Regions from separate parts of the Homo sapiens genome. Here region 1 is linked to region 2. The links are chromatin contacts, found by Hi-C in ENCODE. All regions are on one chromosome and are shown on one strand. Each heading gives the region's core, a stretch centred on a gene start or an enhancer-like site at or near the end of the contact. The rest is flanking DNA. Distances are from core to core; before and after follow the strand shown. Region 1 overlaps FNDC3B (fibronectin type III domain containing 3B). Region 2 holds the start of MYNN (myoneurin).

Region 1 (3,542 bases), core at 1,043-3,542, 2.3 Mb before region 2:
TTCATATTTTTAGTAGAGACAGGGTTTCGCCATGTTGGCCAGGCCAGTCTTGAACTCCTGACATGACCTCAGGTGATCCACCTACCTCGGCCTCCCAAAGTGCTAAGTATGATGTCTTATTTAATGTTTCTTCAAAATCGCAGGTTGGATTAACAGGGTGGTTATTTACATTAGGGGGTCTGAGTATAAGGATCTAAGGGTGGAGAAGCAATTTCACCTTTTCTTCCCTCCTCCTTGGGCACTTGCTATTGAGGCTGTGGTGCAGACTGTGGCTCTGTTGTCTTCTCTGCATCCCCTCTGCTACATTAGCGAGTGCCAAAGCCCTCTCCTGCTTGGCATAGCTCTGACATCTTACAGGTGAGCCTAAGGATAGAACCTCTTCTCTCTTATCCAACAAGGCAAGAGGAGTAAACCCATTTCAGGGCCTCACTCTAGGTCCCTTCAGCCTCCATAGGTCCTTCTATTAGGCCAGCGTACAGTAAATAATGATACAGGTTTAGAGAGTTCAAATGGGAGGGAGATGAGGGTCCTTAGGACCTGCTTTGGGCTGAAGCTGTCTATACTCCATGTGGTCCAACCCATCTAACCAAAGTTTTGAACACTTGGATTTGCAGCTCAAATCCAAATAATGGTGCTACTTTGTTCCTATTTCTCATTGTTTCTTGTGTGAGTCCTGTGAGGGAATGGGGAGGTTGAACTGAGTAAGAGAAGACAGTTGTGATCTGGTACAATATTTAGGCATTCCTGGTCTCCTGTCTCTAGTACCGAAGAATGTCTGAACACCAACAACACATCTAACACTAACAACTCTAACCTTCTGGTAGGCATTGTGTTAACTAACAGGACCGCTGTCAATGAGACATAGCAATCCAACCCCGCTAAATAGCACCCTTAAGCACAGGTGTCAAGTCCTAAGCAGGGCATTAACTCCAGGTTCTGCAAGTGTGGGATAAGGTAGATGGATCCCCCAGACCCAGGCCCACAAAGGCCTTACAGAAGTAGGATAGAAGAGTATGGGGACTGACACAGATGTGCAAAACCATCTCTTTTCATAAGGCATTTTACCCCCCAAATAAACCAAAGAAGTCCACTGGCACAAGGAGATCATTATATTTGCTTTTGAAAACTTCATAGACAACTTTAGGTGAGATGCCTGAATCTTTTTCTCTACTACGTGATGGACTTTCCACCTCATACAGTGTTCAGTGGTTACTAGAAATGACTGGGAAGGGATGGAGGAAGGGGAGACAGGGAGGCTGTATGTACAAACACTCCTGAGAAAGATCAAGTGGGAACATATGAACATCATACACTCCTAAGTTTCAATTCAACCACCCAACAGTCACACCGTTGATCATGGAGAAAACAGAAGAAATAATAAAAGTGAATAAAGGCCACTGTGAGCCCAGCAGTCTCACTTAGCCATAACCAGTATTGCTGATCTTTTCCCTCAGCCACCAGCTTGCTAGAATCCAAGGCCTTCGGCCGGGCGCGGGGCTCACGCCTGTAATCCCAGCACTTTGGGAGGCCGAGGCGGGCGGATCACGAGGTCAGGAGATCGAGACCATCCCGGCTAAAACGGTGAAACCCCGTCTCTACTAAAAATACAAAAAAATTAGCCGGGCGCAGTGGCGGGCGCCTGTAGTCCCAGCTACTTGGGAGGCTGAGGCAGGAGAATGGCGTGAACCCGGGAGGCGGAGCTTGCAGGGAGCCGAGATCCCACCACTGCACTCCAGCCTGGGTGACAGAGCAAGACTCCGTCTCAAAAAAAAAAAAAAAAAAAGAATCCAAGGCCTTCTTTGTAATCCCTAACAGTTTCACCAGAGATAAACCAGACTTCATCCTGACAAGAATATAAGGTAACAGATTCAGCTAGATGGGGCCTACATGCAGCCAACGATGTTTAAATCCCCATTTCTGTGCTCCATGCACACACAGAGAGTACTTTTATTTGCCTAGAATGCAAGAGACATACAAAGAAATGAATTATTTCGAGGCAAGGAACTGCCCAACTACTTAAAAGCCAACTGCCTGCCAAGCTGTCCCTTAAAATGATCATAAAATAGAAATGACTTAGTCTATGCTCCATAGAAAACAGACTAGAGAAAAGGCAAGGAGGAAAAGCATAAAAGCATGAAAACATAAAACTTAGCGTTCACAGTAGTATCTTTTTGGTTATTCCCCAGGCATGAAAAGGGAAACGTAGTGAGTGTTCCCAGTAGAAAGTCACAGATTCAGGTTGTGAAGTGGGGAAACCACATTGCAAAACCATCAACAGTTAAAGCAGGTTAAGTCAGGCCAGGAGGCCTGGGAAGGCTTGTCATGAGCAGTCATCACTCTATAGTCACAGCAACCCAAAAGTGAACCTCCTCTGTTTTAACCAGTAACTGAGACAAAACTACACGTGGACTTAACTCTCAACAGGGTGGCTCAACTCAGCTGTGAGGAGACCTCAGGAATACCTACCTGATGAAAGCCGACAAGGCTTTTCAATGGAATTAAAAGAGGAAGCAATGGATGTGGAAGGCTTTCATCCATACAGTTAACTTTAAGAACTAAAGCTTACTCTATTTGTTTGTAATGATTGCGAATGGAAATTACACATGTTCTTCATTAAAGAGCAGGCTGGCCACAGCTTTTTTCTTAGGGATTTCAGGACAGTTTATAAGAATACTGTATTCAGTCATAAGGTGATGGATGAGGATGTTACTGAAACATTTTGACCTTACATATACAGAGCTATTATCACCCCACCTCTACTTTTTTTTTTTCTTTTTTTTGAGACAGAGTCTCACTCTGTTGCCCAGGATGGAGTGCAGTGGCGTGATCTCAGCTCACCACAAACTCCGCCTCCTGGGTTCAAGCTATTCTCCTGCCTCAGCCTCCCGAGTAGCTGGGACTACAGGCACGTGCCACCATGCCCAACTATTTTTTGTATTTTTAGTAGAGACGGGGTTTCACTATGTTGACCAAGCTGGTCTCGAACTCCTGACCTTGTGATCCGCCCGCCTCGGCCTCCCAATAAGTTCTTATGCTTAATTTTAATGTTTTTTTTTCTTTCTCTTTTCTTCATTAACCACACTCCCTCCAGTCTCAGGGCCTTTTCCTAAATTTGCTGTCTTAAATTTTCTTTGGGCTGAGCGGCCAGATTGTCAGTTACATACACACACAGAGAGGAGTCCCTGAGTACAGTTTCAGAAGTTCCTCGTGCGCTTTGTGCAGTCTTCCTTTTCACCACCAGCTGATCATCAGCTGTGAAGGTAGCTGAGCAGGCCAGATGTGTGATCTCTGGATAACCGCACTGTAACTCATTTTCATCTTAGTCAAAAAGTCTCAGTAGAAACCACCCTGACTAACACTCATCTTCTTGGTCTGGGTTCCTTCTTTCCTAGACAGATGTGTATCTGAGCTGGCCAAATCTATCACAGGACTCAGGCATTTTGGTCAAGGCTGTACCACATCCACACTGTCCCCCAACACACCACGGAGATGTGATCATGAATCCATTCTTGAAATCAACTACCCTTTACAAATGAAGAAAT
Region 2 (3,595 bases), core at 400-2,899:
AGCATGGTGAAACCCTGTCTCTACCAAAAAATACAAAAATTAGCCAGGTGTGGTAGTGCACACCTGTAGTCCCAGTTACTAGGGAGGCTGAGGTGGGAGAATCGCTTGAACCCGGGAGGCAGAGGTTGCAGTGAGCCGAGATTGCCCCACTGCACTCCAGCCTGGGTGACGGTGAGCCCGTCTCAAAAATAAAATAAAATAAATTCATTGTGTTTAATGTTCAAGTTTACATAAGTGAAATCACAGGCTTTGTTTCAGTAAATAAACGTGTCAGAAATCTTACTGTTTATTATCTGTGCTTATGAAAAATATTGCCTGCTCATCCTAAATCAGTGATACTGATTTCTTTATAAAAACAAACATTGTGTGCATAAATAGGTGAAGAATTTGAGTTCAGAGAATGAATGGAAAAAATACAAATCTACTTTTGCTGTGAAGACTACTGACTAGCTTTTATAACTGAAAATAAAATGTGTACTTTACCTGTCAAGATTTAAAGTTCCTGTGTATATAAACTCCAACAGTTTCTGAAATCCATCAGCCTTCACCTGACTCTGATCAAGAAAGACATTGTTCTCAGAAGTGCTTCTGTAGATCGCACCAAAATACTCACTAAAGGAGGCCAGCACATTCCTATGAGCTTTAAACTGGAATTCCCCAATCACTATGGTACAGTCACAGAGAAAACCTGCTTCCCGCTGTTTGTTCAGTCTCTCTAAAAGGTGCTCACAGTGGTGCGAATACTGCATTTTGATATCAGAATGGAATTTTACCCTTGATCTAAAAGACAAAAAGAAACAGTAAATCAGTAACCGTAAGTTCTCATCAACGTTCAGTGAGGGAAGGGACAGAGGACATAACTTAAACAATTTTAGCCCCCTTGAAAATCCTTATCAAACATACATGGTTAAGAATGAAGGGATGAGTGCCTTTCTATCTTTGGTTACCTTGATCAACTAACACAATCCTTTGGACACATCAATAAGTGACGGTGAATGGCAACACTTCTACCACCTGCAAAAAGCACAGCAAAACCTGACGCTTTCACATCTGTTGAACCCTCAGATTTTCAAGCTCAGTAGACATACTTATGTTACAAAAAAATTTTTTAAACCACTAAGACATGATCTCTTGGGACAGATAGGGGCAGAACAGTACGAGTTTTTAAAAACTGCTCTCAAGTCACCAAAACCTGTTAGTTTCCCCAGTGCAGTTTCTCCAAAACGAGAGGTGGCTGCCCAGAAAGCCGGGAATGCGCCCGGCCATGGCTTGCTGTCAAAGGTTCTATCACTCGCGCTAAGGAGGCCACACCTTCTCCCTTCCCACTCTCTACGCGAGGCGGCATCCGAGAGTGACAACCAAAGCCAGTCCCTCCTCGGCTTCTGCCGCCCTGCCCTCTGCCCAGCTCCCACTCCCGCGAATTTCCACAGCAGAGGTTGTGGCCCAGGCCACCCCGGGGCTGCCTAGCCCAAGCCTTCCACCTGCGCCCCGACCCGTGCTGGAACTCCAAGGAGCCTGCCCTCTGATGGCCCAGGCTCTAGAGAGACCGGGATGGCGGGCTGGGGGTGAAGTAGGAACTCACCGATAGCAACCCAAGGGGGGAACACAGTTTCTTCACTCTGTCTCCGCCATCTTGGGAGGACGTCACCGAGCCACGCTCCGCCCCTCCCTTCCTTCCACGGTGGCGTCACGTCCGGCTCTGTCTTCCCGTGGCAGTGCGGGAGGTTCTGGGGCCATGGGGGTCCGGCGCCGGCCAGGGCGGTACAGGATGTACCACAGAGACCCACTCCCCAGCATGCCAGGGGTCCCCCGAAGCAGCAGGCGTCATGGATACGAGAGCTGAGGGCTCGCTAGCTCGCAGCGCTCCGCCTGTCTTCCTCATCGCGAGCATTCTGGTGCCGGCAGTCAGCGTCTGGCGCTCTGCCGGGGCTCTGCGCCGAGGCCCGGCAGCACAGCACCGCGGGCCTCTCTCCTGAAGCCAGCTGCGCACTGCGTGCGGGGGCTTGTAGTTGCTTGTCTTCTCCCATCATCCTCCCCTTCCTCGGGGCCCCACCGGTGGAAACTGCTGCATGTGTACTCGGATCTCTGCCATAGGGGATTTTTTAGCTGAGACTTGGCACCCCTTTCCCGCTTACGTACCTGAAAACTCTTGGCACCCCCTGGTTTTTTTGTGCCCCAGCCAACTGTAGCTCAGCTTCCAAGATGCCCTTACCTGGTGACAGAAGTCTGGGATGCACGAAAGCGGAGCAGCTGGGCACAGTGGGCATGCGCAACATTAGAGGAAGGTGGGCTTTATACCGGAAAAGGTTTTCCTGCGTCTGGACCAGAAGATTTTTAATACGATTATTTACAGCCACTTCAGACGAAAAACCAAGTGATATAATACAAAAATGCTCAGGAGGCGACAGGACTAACCACTTTTACACTTTGATCTTTCCTTCTAGGCTGTACATTATTTTTTCAGTGTTAGCTGGTGAGTCAAATTCATTTTTTAAAACCCGGGACACATGTTCCACGTGGCAAGGCTTCCATAAAAACATTTGGTGAACGAATAAAGTAACAAAAACTTACAGTTCAGACTCTCAAATTGCTATCATGTCTTTTGAAGGACCGGCATACATTAAGCTAAGGCTTCCCTCAGAAAAAAAAACAAAACAAACAACAAAAGAAAACAAAGCGTGATCTCACGCTTTCTTCCAAGCGAAGGAAAAAAAAAAAAAAAAAAAAAGGGATTTTTTAGTGTGTTTCCGCCCGGTTTCGAACCGGGGACCTTTCGCGTGTTAGGCGAACGTGATAACCACTACACTACGGAAACCCCACTTTGGAGAGGGTTTTGTAAAGTCCTTGATATGTAAGTGTCAATTCGCAATTCTCAAGTGATTATTATCAAATTGAGAGGAATGAATATAATGTATTTAAAGAAAAAAACAGAAAAGGAAAAATAGCCTATGCCCAATTGAACAGAGCTGAAACCATTTCAAAAGCTTGAATCTGCACGCACTTTCTTCCAAAGTGCCCGGGTACCGCAGTAGAAACCAGGCACTCCCGAGTTGCCCTTCCTTTGGGTGGCCTTTTTTTTTTTTGTCTCCCTGGAAAGGCGTTTTATTACACATCCTTTCCGCAGGTTGAGCTGCTCAGAGTCCGGGGCGAAGCAGGGGGCTTTCGTTATTCAGCCGCGAAAAAGCCATCCTTTCAGCTTCTGGTGGAAGGACGTGTAAAATTACTTTTGAATTTCCTCTTTTTGCTTCCGAAGACCAAGCAGAAGTTCTAAATTGACTGCTTGTTTTCAAATTCTCTACAGATGTATGCAGAATCAGACACCAAGATGCGTTTATTGACATGCAATGTACTTTCAAATTTTTCCAAACTTGAATTTCATATGACCTGATAAACTTCACTTTTCCTGCAAAAAGACAGGCACGTCCTTCAGCCTAAAAATCAAGAGTAGCGAATGAGGCTTGCAGATTACACCAGAAGGATAGAAATCGAAATATATATATTTATATTTATTATATATAAATATAAATTTTTATATATTTATTATATATAAACATAAATTTTTATATATTTATTATATATAAACATAAATTTTTAT

What was found. A loop is a pair of places that touch in the nucleus more often than their neighbours do. Pooled maps may share reads with other maps.
Region 1: a loop to region 2 is called in a map of naive thymus-derived CD4-positive, alpha-beta T cell, with 7 times the contacts of the local background. The contact joins the enhancer-like site here to the promoter of MYNN in region 2. A Hi-C loop is called at or near these places in 1 of 168 maps with a recorded cell type or tissue (naive thymus-derived CD4-positive, alpha-beta T cell), 1 of 37 single-sample maps with no recorded cell type and 8 of 50 pooled maps.

What each region holds. Positions count from the first base shown.
Region 1 is chr3:172,107,406-172,110,947 of GRCh38, reverse strand. The region is part of intron 1 of FNDC3B (fibronectin type III domain containing 3B); the gene reads right to left. Among named protein-coding and RNA genes, the nearest start is that of FNDC3B, 70 kb to the right of the region's middle. Within about 2 kb of position 2,292, at least 4 of the 41 ENCODE cell types and tissues checked have a DNase peak (open chromatin) inside an H3K27ac peak, as active enhancers do.
Region 2 is chr3:169,771,450-169,775,044 of GRCh38, reverse strand. It overlaps MYNN (myoneurin), which reads right to left and starts at 1,649. Exons shown (of 8, transcript NM_018657.5): 1 at 1,583-1,649; 2 at 484-780. The coding sequence starts at 749. TRV-AAC1-1 (tRNA-Val (anticodon AAC) 1-1) reads right to left here and starts at 2,815; the gene lies at 2,743-2,815. RefSeq lists enhancers at 1,550-1,844, 1,483-1,986, 1,560-2,109, 3,000-3,099.